3 separate regions of the Homo sapiens genome follow, and all the other regions are linked to region 3. Evidence: chromatin contacts called from ENCODE Hi-C or POLR2A ChIA-PET data. All regions are on one chromosome and are shown on one strand. The core of a region is the stretch at or near the end of the contact, and the rest is flanking DNA. Distances in the headings are between cores, read along the strand shown. Region 1 holds the start of ZFP90 (ZFP90 zinc finger protein). Region 2 holds the start of SLC12A4 (solute carrier family 12 member 4). Region 3 holds the start of ESRP2 (epithelial splicing regulatory protein 2).

Evidence for each region. Hi-C counts contacts between places; a loop is a spot of excess contacts on that map. ChIA-PET counts read pairs that join two places held with the same protein, here RNA polymerase II (POLR2A). Pooled maps may share reads with other maps.
Region 1: a pooled map shows a loop between it and region 3 (3-fold over the local background). The contact joins the promoter of ZFP90 here to the promoter of ESRP2 in region 3. A Hi-C loop is called at or near these places in 1 of 168 maps with a recorded cell type or tissue (naive thymus-derived CD4-positive, alpha-beta T cell), 1 of 37 single-sample maps with no recorded cell type and 7 of 50 pooled maps. POLR2A ChIA-PET finds 5 or more read pairs at or near these places in 2 of 52 experiments (BJ and MCF 10A).
Region 2: a loop to region 3 is called in a map of ascending aorta, with 3 times the contacts of the local background. The contact joins the promoter of SLC12A4 here to the promoter of ESRP2 in region 3. A Hi-C loop is called at or near these places in 5 of 168 maps with a recorded cell type or tissue (B cell, IMR-90, MCF 10A and 2 more), 12 of 37 single-sample maps with no recorded cell type and 12 of 50 pooled maps. POLR2A ChIA-PET finds 5 or more read pairs at or near these places in 9 of 52 experiments (A673, Caco-2, GM12878 and 6 more).

The regions. Positions count from the first base shown.
Region 1 is chr16:68,537,871-68,541,013 of GRCh38, forward strand. It overlaps ZFP90 (ZFP90 zinc finger protein), which reads left to right and starts at 1,421. Exons shown (of 5, transcript NM_001305203.2): 1 at 1,421-1,609; 2 at 1,888-1,955. The coding sequence starts at 1,923.
Region 2 is chr16:67,966,973-67,970,048 of GRCh38, forward strand. SLC12A4 (solute carrier family 12 member 4) reads right to left here and starts at 1,665. Exons shown (of 24, transcript NM_005072.5): 1 at 1,467-1,665. The coding sequence starts at 1,581. RefSeq lists silencers at 558-617, 1,128-1,457, 1,588-1,917.
Region 3 is chr16:68,234,651-68,237,842 of GRCh38, forward strand. ESRP2 (epithelial splicing regulatory protein 2) reads right to left here and starts at 1,477. Exons shown (of 15, transcript NM_024939.3): 1 at 1,198-1,477; 2 at 984-1,112. The coding sequence starts at 1,395. RefSeq lists silencers at 1,425-1,654, 2,965-3,054, 3,085-3,184 and enhancers at 1,676-2,264, 2,265-2,852, 2,853-3,192.

The DNA.
Region 1 (3,143 bases), core at 171-2,670, 300 kb after region 3:
GTGTTTGGGACAAGCCAACAGTGATGGAAATTTTCTCCCTTTTTTGTTTTGTTTTTTTTGAGATGGAGTTTTGCTGTTGTTGCCCAGGTTGGAGTGCAATGGTGCAATCTCGGCTCACCACAACCTCTGCCTCCCAGATTCAAGCGATTCTCCTGCCTCAGCTTTCTGAGTAGCTGGGATTACAGGCATGCGCCACCAAGCCTGGCTAATTTTGTATTTTTAGTAGAGACGAGCTATCTCCATGTTGGTCAGGCTGGTCTCGAACTCCTGACCTCAGGTGATCCGCCAGCCTCAGCCTCCCAAAGTGCTGGGATCACAGGCTTGAGCCACCGCACCCGGCATAAAGCATTTATTTTTGAATGTTCATATTTTTGATAAAGCAGTGTGACATCAGGAACATTTCGTTGCAGTCATTTTCTACCATGTTGGTATGCAATGCTCTAATGTTAAGAAATCAAGCTGAAATCTAGGAAATGTAGCCTGAATGTCTGTGATATATAAGACATAATTACATAAACGTAATAGCTGTATCTAAAAGTTGACCTATCTTTGTGTTGAAAATTTCCATCGGGCCGGGCGCGGTTGCCCATGCCTGTAATCCCAGCACTTTGGGAGGCCGAGGCGAGTTCGAGACCAGCATGACCAACATGGAGAAAACCTGTCTCTACTAAATATACAAAATTAGACGGGCCTGGTGACGCATCGCATGCCTGTAATCCCAGCTACTCGGGAGGCTGAGGCGGGAGAATCGCTTGAACCCAGGAGGCGGAGGCTGCGGTGAGCCAAAATCGCGCCATTGCACTCCAACCTAGGCAACAAGAGCGAAACTGTGTCTCAAAAAAAAAAAAGAAAATTTCCATCATTGTTTGCTTGTCCCAAACAAAATCCTGCGTAAGGGGATACGAAGTAATGAAATAACACGGCAGTAGATCTGCCTTTGCACATTGCTCAGGAGGCCACGGATTTGTCCGAAGTTTCTTTTTTCTCTAAAATGAGAAATGGAAAATTGCCTTTTGAAGAAGATGTAAATGCCCCACCCTCTGACGCTGTCTCACTCCCTTCCTGTGTCACTCTTACCGCTGAAGTCAGGACCTGACATTATCTTGTTGACATGTTTGCGTTTTTATCGTCAGCCTCGTCGAAAGGGGCGTACGATTGCTCCCCGAAACCAGGGTCTTTCCCGGCCGATTCCCCAGCTAGCAACAAGCCCCTTGCAAAGAGGAGGCGGACAGTGACTGGAATACAGGGACACGCACACTCGAGCCACACTGGCCGCCTCCCTCGGCCCTCGCAAGGGTCCCTAACGCGCCTTCGGAAGCCGCCTAGGCGGGGCCTGCGCGCGCGGGCCTCTGGGAAGTGTAGTTCGCGCGCCCGGCGTGGACCCGGGGTTGCAGGAGCGAGGCTCCGAGTGCGCAGGCGCACTTCCAGTTCTGCCCCACCGCTGCGGCCATTGTCCGACCCCGGTGCGGCTGAGGCCCCTTTGGGCAGCCCCTCCGCAGATCAGAATTGGAGATAACCGAGGCTTCGGCGGGGGCGGGAGGAGCTGCCCGAGGCTCTGGGTGGGCCGGAGGTCGCGAAATCCGGAGCCCCCCAGAGGCGGTGATTCTGAGTGCGCGGGTCTGGGCGGGACCCCTCCTGGGTTTGGCGGGTGTCAGCCGGGCCTCGCCCACCACCCTGCGAAGGGGACTGGGCGTGGCCGGAGGGGGGTGTCCGGGAGGCCGCTGAGCCTTTCATTTCGGGGATGGGGAGCGGCAGGCCCGGGCTGGTTCCACGGTCCTCGCCACCATCTCCCCTGGAGATGTGGTTTAGGGGCGGAGGTGGGGCGGGGCGGGGCGGGGTGGGGTCGGTGTTGCAGCGGGGTGAGTGGGCCCTGTCCTTTCTCCCCAGCTCCTGCCCCGGAGCCGGGCCCTGGCGAGGCAGGAATGGCCCCGAGGCCTCCGACCGCCGCGCCCCAGGTGAGCAACGCGTTCCTAACCTCCTGGGCATCCCATCCATCTATCCATCCCATCTCCCAAGGGTGTTTGGAGCAGTCATTGTTCTCTGCCTGGCGACTCCCTTACTTGCTTGGCTCGATCGGAGCCTCCTGGCCATGGAAAACCCCAGGCTTTGGGGAGCTGGATTCCCAAAGGGGAGGCTGCTCTGTGGGGTAGAGAGGGCCAGTGTGGTGCGATCTTGTGGGAGGAGTTGAGATTGGATGCGTTGGGAAGTGTCAGTTTTGAGAGTCCTGAATGCCACGCCAGTTTTTTGAACTCTTGTCAATAAGAAATGGAGAGAGTGGGGTCACAGGATGGAACACTGTAGAGGAGGAAGTGACTGTCGGCAAGTGTGGAGAGAGGAGCCCCAGCTTCTGACCCAGGGCCCATAGAGAGTCCGTAAGGGGCCGTAGAAGCCTGGTTAGAACATGTCTAGGAAGAGGCTGGAGATGGGCTTTCTTGGGCAAGGAGGCAAAAACAAAACAAAATAAAAAACAACCAAAAATAAAACCAGGGCTGATTCTCCCAGAGCTTTTTGTGTCTGTCCTTTTCTGCTTTAACAAAAATGTAATAGAGCAACTCACTCCCCACCGCCAGAAGTCCAGCCTTCACCTTAATGTGAGGCTGATTCGTGAACCCATTTATTCTTGTGGCAGAGGGGGCATTTTCTAGAAGCGTCACAACTCTAAGGTTATCCATTGATTTACATATTGGTGAAAATACATCAAGATCCAGATGGTATCTGTATCTTTGAATCTACATTCTCTTTAGAATTAAGGGAAAATGACAGATTGTAGTTGCTAGGTGTGTGAGACATCAAGATCAATTCAAATAAAAATACCAAGTTGCCAGGTACAGTGGGTCACACCTGTAAGTCCAGCACTTTGGGAAGCTGAGGCAATAGGATCGTTTAAGCCCAGGAATTTGAGACCAGCCTGGGCAACATAGTGAGACTCCGTCTCTGCAAAAAAAAAAAAAAAAAAAAAATTTAAAAGATAAAAACACCAACTTAGTAATGTCCTTTAAAAGAGCAGTTTATAGTGAATTAAGCATACAATACATCATGCCTTTTTTTTTTTTTTTTTTGAAACAGGGTCTCTTGTCACCCAGTCTGGAGTACAGTGACATGATCTTGGCTCACTGCAACCTCTGCCATGGTGCACGCCACCA
Region 2 (3,076 bases), core at 415-2,914, 270 kb before region 3:
TGGTCCAGGCTGATCCTGGGGATGCAGCCCAGTCTACCCTCTGGGGAGAGAGGTCCTCCCAGGGTTAGGGAAGCAGGAATGCTGGCTTTTGCTTTGACCACTTGAATCAAGCTAGGGGCAGACAAGGGCATGGAGGCTGGGGCACTCACACAGCTGTCAAGCCTGTAAAACCTCTGCAATGTCCAGCAGCCCATGCCACTGTCCTGTGCTACCTCTGCACATGGCAGTCAAGTGATACACACACATAGCCATCATTCACATTGGGCATGGATCATCTCAGTCGTGTCACCATCACAGATGGATCAGAGGTCCAGACAACGTCACCTGACACGTGTCAACCACACACTTCCTACATATCTCCATCATGATCGGTCACAGATATCACAGGCATTTATCATCAGTCAAATCACCATCCTCATCACTGTCAACCCTGCAGGAAACAGGGGCTGTGAGAATGCCCTGACCTGAACCAGCCTTCACCCTGTGATACCCACAGCTACACACTTGTACAAGCACAATTACACATGCATATGCCACTACGTACACAGACACATGTCCTCAGCCGTGTTCGTGCTCCGAGGGTGGGCCTTAACAAGAACAGCCCTCTGGGGGGCCTCCTGGGGTAGGAGATAGAGAAAGGGCTGTGGAGAGACGCGGGCACCTGGGAGGAAGGAGGAGGGAGATGGGGCTTACCTCTCGGCCCTGGCACCTAAGTTAAAGAGTTAAGGTGCTGGAATCTCAAACCCAGGCTTGACTGCCCCTGGGCAAGTTATATAACCGCCACCCCTCCCTTCACTGCTTCCTAATGAGAGTAACAGTACTTATCCCAAGGGTGATGCTGGAGGATTAAACGAGTTAACTCACTTCAAGTGCCTAGACACGTCCGGCTCCATGTGAGTGCTTCACTGAGGCCCACTGTCCCTACAGATCTACACCGGCGCACTCACGGGCAGTTACCCATAGACCCCCCAGTAGGCACACTCTGGCCAGAGTGCAGGTAGGCGCAGAGAGGCACACGGAGGGGTTTGGGCAGTTGGGGAGCGGATCGTCTCAAAGGCAAAGACGCTGAATCTCAAATGAGGAACCGAGGCGAGAAAAGGATGTGGGATTCACCGAAGTTGAAGGGCCGGGAAGGGCCTGAGATGGGGTCTCGGCCCTGTCCCCAAGCCGGGCGGCCCGGCCGGCTGGCCTCCCTGGGCGGCCACGTCTGCAGCCCCCGCCCGGGGCCCACAGGGGAGGAGCTGGGGTGGAGAAAGCGGCCGGGCGCGGGCGCCGGGGGCCGAGGAAAATCGTGTCTGCGCGCGCAGGGCGGGGAGCCAGTGGCAGCGGCGCGGTCCAAAAAAAGTTGAGTCCGCACCGACGTGTGCGCGCAAGGTCCCGGGATAGGTGCGGGCGCGGGCCCGGGATGGCGGCCCCGGGTGGCAGGCCCCGCTGCCCCGCCACGGCCCCTCAGAACGCGCCCTCACCGTCCGAGTCATCCAGCTCGGCGCGCTCCCCGTAGTCCACCCAACTGAGCCCCTCGAGGTTGTCATAGTCGCCGCGCCTCGGCCCGTCCACTGGCACCACGGTGAAGTGAGGCATCGTGCGGGCTCGGCCCCGCCGCACCCGCCGTCCCAGCCGCCCGCCGCTGTCCCCGCCGCTGTCCCCGCCGCCCCGGGCCGACACGCCCCGCCCGCTCGCATTCCTCCCCGCTGCGCTCACTTCCTCCGCCCGCCCCCCGGGCCGCCCCTCGGGGGCGGAGAGCGGGAGGGGCTCGGCCGGCTCCTCCCAGAGCGGGGGCCCTGGTGGCGGGAAGACCCCTGGGCGGGAGCACTCCTAGTGGCTCCACGGCCTGGGGGCGGGCCCGATTCCTGTGTGACCTCGGGTGAGAGGCCGCCCTCTCTGAGCCCCAGATGCAACATTTGTAAAATGGGGGAAACACACTTCCACCTCGGGGTTGTTTTAGGGCTCCGTGAGATGGGTCGCGGAGTGTCCTGGCTCTGCGCCCTGGGCTTACGAAGCGCTCTGTTACTTAGGGACGGGGCAGGGTAGGCCGGACCGGCCCAGGACTGCAGAAGCCACCTGCCCAGGGCCTCCCACCAACCCCGTATACCTCCTTCCCATTTCCAGCGTCTGCATCCCATTTCTCCGCGACCCTGGGAACCAGACCCCCGCGAAGGTCCCGTCCCAGCCCTGGGCCCTCTAGCTGCAGCCTCTCCTGTTGGAGGCAGCTGGGGATTCTCGGTCCCTCCCCAGGGGCTGCTGCGTCCTCCGCAGGAAGAACACGCACACCCACCCTTCCCCGCCCCGCTTGCCTCGCTTGCCTTTTTGGGACAGTGCACTGGGTGCTGTAGCCAAGTCCCTTCATTTTAACTTTCTCTATCTCGCCTCCTGGGTGTTCCTCTATCCAAGCCGTTTACTTATTTGCTTTTAACGTTTCTTTCACTTTCTTCTCCACTGCTTCAGATTACTTATCTAGCTGGCTTTACTATTTTTTTCTCTATCAGAAAACCCCAGAGCCCATCTTACTTGTCTATCTCCACTCTTCTCCCTCGCGTGGCTCGGGTGGCGTCCTCTGACTACGCCTACTGCCAGCCTCCAGCCCTTGGGGTGGGGGGTACGGAATCAGAGCCGCTGGGCCCCGCAAGACGACCCCCGAGCTTACCACCCTCTGACCCCTCCCCCAGGGCCCCCGCAGCGGGCCCGCCGACCTGACCCCCCCGCCCCTCACGCCACCTTCGGCCGCCCACAGTAGCGGCCTTCCTACTGGACTCCCTGCCCTCGCCCCTGCTCACGTAGAGCCGCCTCTTCTGAAGGAAAATCCTACTAGCTCCGGGCCCATAAGGCCCTGCCCAATGCGGCCGGACCCCGACCTCTGCAGGCGCATCCCTCGCCACCCACCTCGCAGCCTCAGCCCTTCAAATCTCTCTCTCTCACCTGAGACCTATAGTTTCTGGGCATCACCCACTGTTCACTCTGGGGGACATCTACCTAGCCTCTGTCCCTACCCTCACTTATCAAATTCCTGATCCAGGCCTGGCGCGGTGGCTCACGCCGGTAATCCCAACACTTTGGGAGGCTGAGGCGGGAGGATCAC
Region 3 (3,192 bases), core at 227-2,726:
TGAGCTGTTTGCTCATAGAGGGGGTGGCACTCCTGAGGCTGCCCAGCCCTCCCCCAGCCTCCATCCTTGCTGGAGAAGTATAAACACTAATCAGTGACCCACGAACCCTCCCTGCCAATTCTGTGACACTTTACAACTTGGGGCTGACAGAGCAAGGCAACCCAGCTCTCCTCCAGCAAACTCCCCAAGTGAAGGGCCGGGAGCCCTTCTGGAACAGACAAGGAATCATCATCGTGGTGCCTCCTCATCAGGAACCACAAGAGTTGTTGGAAGATGAAAGAACGTGAGTGTATAAAAAGGACTTACACTAATTACACTCAAGAGTCAGACATAGAATGAGCGCCGTAGTGAAGATAAGGAAAAGAAAACAGCAATGGAAACCACCTCCCACTTCAGCTAGGGCAGGAGGCACCCCAGGCCTTTGCACTCAGCAGGCAGATAGTCCCCCAGGCCAGGCCGGGACAGCGCCCACGCCTGGCCAGCCGGCCGGGACAGGCCTAGACGAGCAGTTTACACCTGGCGGCGTCTACCTCTAGGGCCGACACCGCCCTACGCCTCCGCTCCAGCAGCTCCCAAGCAGGCCGAAGACGCGGGCCGCAAGGACAGGTGACCTATATGGGCCCCTCGACCCCTTTCGCTTCCGGCTGCGGCTCAGGGAGACCTGACCCAGCAGGTCTCCCAAAGGCGTCTCGGCCTCGCTCCCCGGGCGGGAACTGGGGATGGATCCCAAAGCCTGCGTCCCGATCCCTTCGGTAGGAGTAGGTTCCTGCAATGGTTGAAAAGTAAGGAGCCCAGGGGAATGGCTGGCACGCGCGGATGAAAGGGGCACGCACACGCGAGAGTCGCTCAAAGTTTCAAACAAGAGCCCAGTCCTGCCGCCTGGACCGGTTGGTTGCGGCACGCCAGGCCTAGCCTCCGGCCGCCAATCCCGCCCAGAAATGTCCTCACGTCCAGGCCATGCCGCCACCCACCCCGGCGCTCACCTGCTGCAGCACCTTGTCCAGCGGCTCTGCCCGCGCCAGGCTGTCGGCGCTCAGGCCGCTCGCCTCGCGGCACTGCGTACTCAGTGCGGCCGCCTCGGCACGAACCAGCGATTTGTGCAGCGTCCCCACCTGTGAGCGGCGGGGGAAACCGATCAGCCGCGCCCCTCGACCCCGGAAGCTCCCTGGGGACCTCACCGCCTCTTTTCCACCCTACCTGGCGGCTCCGCGGCTCAACCACTTGCCAAACTAGGAGGATTAAGTCGGTCTCGTCCGAGCCCAGGTCCCGTCCCAGCGCACCCGCCGTAGCCCCGAAGAGGACGACCAGTGATCCGGGCCAGGGGCAGGGGTCCGCGGCGGGGTCGGCCGCGGGGTCAGGGCCCGGGGGAGGGGGCGGCGGCGGCGGCGGAGTCATGGCCGCAGAGGAAGGGGGCTCTCGGCCAGACACGCGGACCGACGAGGCGCACGCACGCACCGACCGACCGCAGACGCGGATCAGCTTGGGCGGGACACCGTGTATCGGGGGCGGCACCTGCGGCCCGGCTGGCTCAGTGGGCGCTGCCAAGACCCGCCCGTGGCGCCCCGCGGGGCGGGGCGGCTACCGGCCCACGCCCTCTCCAGGCGAGTTACCTGCCGGCCCCGCCGGCCACGTGACCGGGGCGGCTCCGGGAACCTTGGGGGAGGGCCGCCAGAACTCAACCCAGGACGCAAGAGCTCACGCTCCCGGCCTGGGCGCACGCTTAGGATCCGGATTCCTACTTCCAGGGCTGGTCCTGCCTGATTTTGGGGGCTAACCCATTCTTCCGCTCTCCCCCCACTCTTCCCCAGGGGTCGTCAGGCCTCTGCAAAGGAGCGTGCAAGACAGAGGCCTTCTCCAGTATGGAAGTCACCAGGAGGCAGTCTAGGGGCTGTGGGGGTCAACACGGCAGGTCTGGGGTTGATGGAAGTCAAAGGGTCAAGGGGGCGGTGAGAGTTGCCGGGTATCACCCTGTAGGGGGATCACCAGAAGTCACCTGGGAAAGGGGAGGGCGGCGGGAACATCAGCGTTGTTAGAGCTGTGGGGTGGTCACCAGGGATCACAGGGAAGGGCTTGTCCACGCAGATGCTAGGGCCGAGCGCTAGCCTGGCACTGAGAAGTGCCAGAGCGCGGTCGTTGTGGGTTGGGAGTGGGCAGGCCTCAATGCTGGGGAAAGGAACCCCCCAAATCGCAGAGAGCTGCACCCTAGACGAGGCTGAGAGGGGTAGAACGGGCCTGGAGCCTCACTCCTACCCCACGTGTGGGGGCCTGCCTGCTTTCGTCCCTTTCTGGACGGTGGAGAAGCTGCCTGGAGATTGCGAGCGCTCTGGCCGATGGGGGGCTAGCGTTGAGCGTGTGTGCGCGCATGCGGGCTGCAGATCCTCCCTTTTCCATCCCGCACCTACAACCCAATTGACAGCCCCGCATTTGGGGCTCCCATTCCTCCCTTTGCCCAGTGGAGCTTGGTGAGGCTCCTTTATGGCGCGTTTCCCGGCCGTTCCTTACTTTCCCAAACTCTCCCAGGGAGGTGACTGAGAAACTGAATAAGTGACTGAGAAACTGAATAATCCAGCAGGAAGGAGGGGGCTCCAGCGTGGCGGGAACTGAGTCACGCGGTTGCCTAGCCCGACTCGAGACTGAGACGGGAGCCGCACCACGCGCTTTCGGACAAGGAGGGTGCTGCGGCCCGGCCCCTGGACAATGGAGAGAGCGGGGCACCCGGGCGCATCACCAGAGCTCATGCCCGGGAAAGGGGCGAGGCCCGGGGGGAGAGAGCTCAGCGTAGCTCCACTTGGCAGCTAAAGAAACAGGCGCCCGGGACGGAAATGACTCGCGCCCGGACACGGCGACAGGGAGAGCATGGGAAGTGCTTCCTTCGCCCGGCGGGTTCGAGCGAGTAGCACTTTACTTTCCCTACAGGTGGAGGCGGGCCTTGGTGCGCGGCTGTCCATCTCCGGACCGCCCACCCGGGCACTGGCCCATGCGTCTCCTCCCCCGGAAGCGGTAAGCGAATCAGGCGCGGGGGAAGGGAGAACGTTGCTCCTCGGGCCCCTCCTCCCGATAAGCCTGGAATGTCAAATATTTGTTCGCGGGGCGGGGCGCAACCGCGAGTAACGCTCCTCCCCCTCCCGCCCGGTAGGGCGCCTGCGCTTGGTGGAGGCGGCCCTTCCTCCGGCCACGCCCTTCCAGCCAACT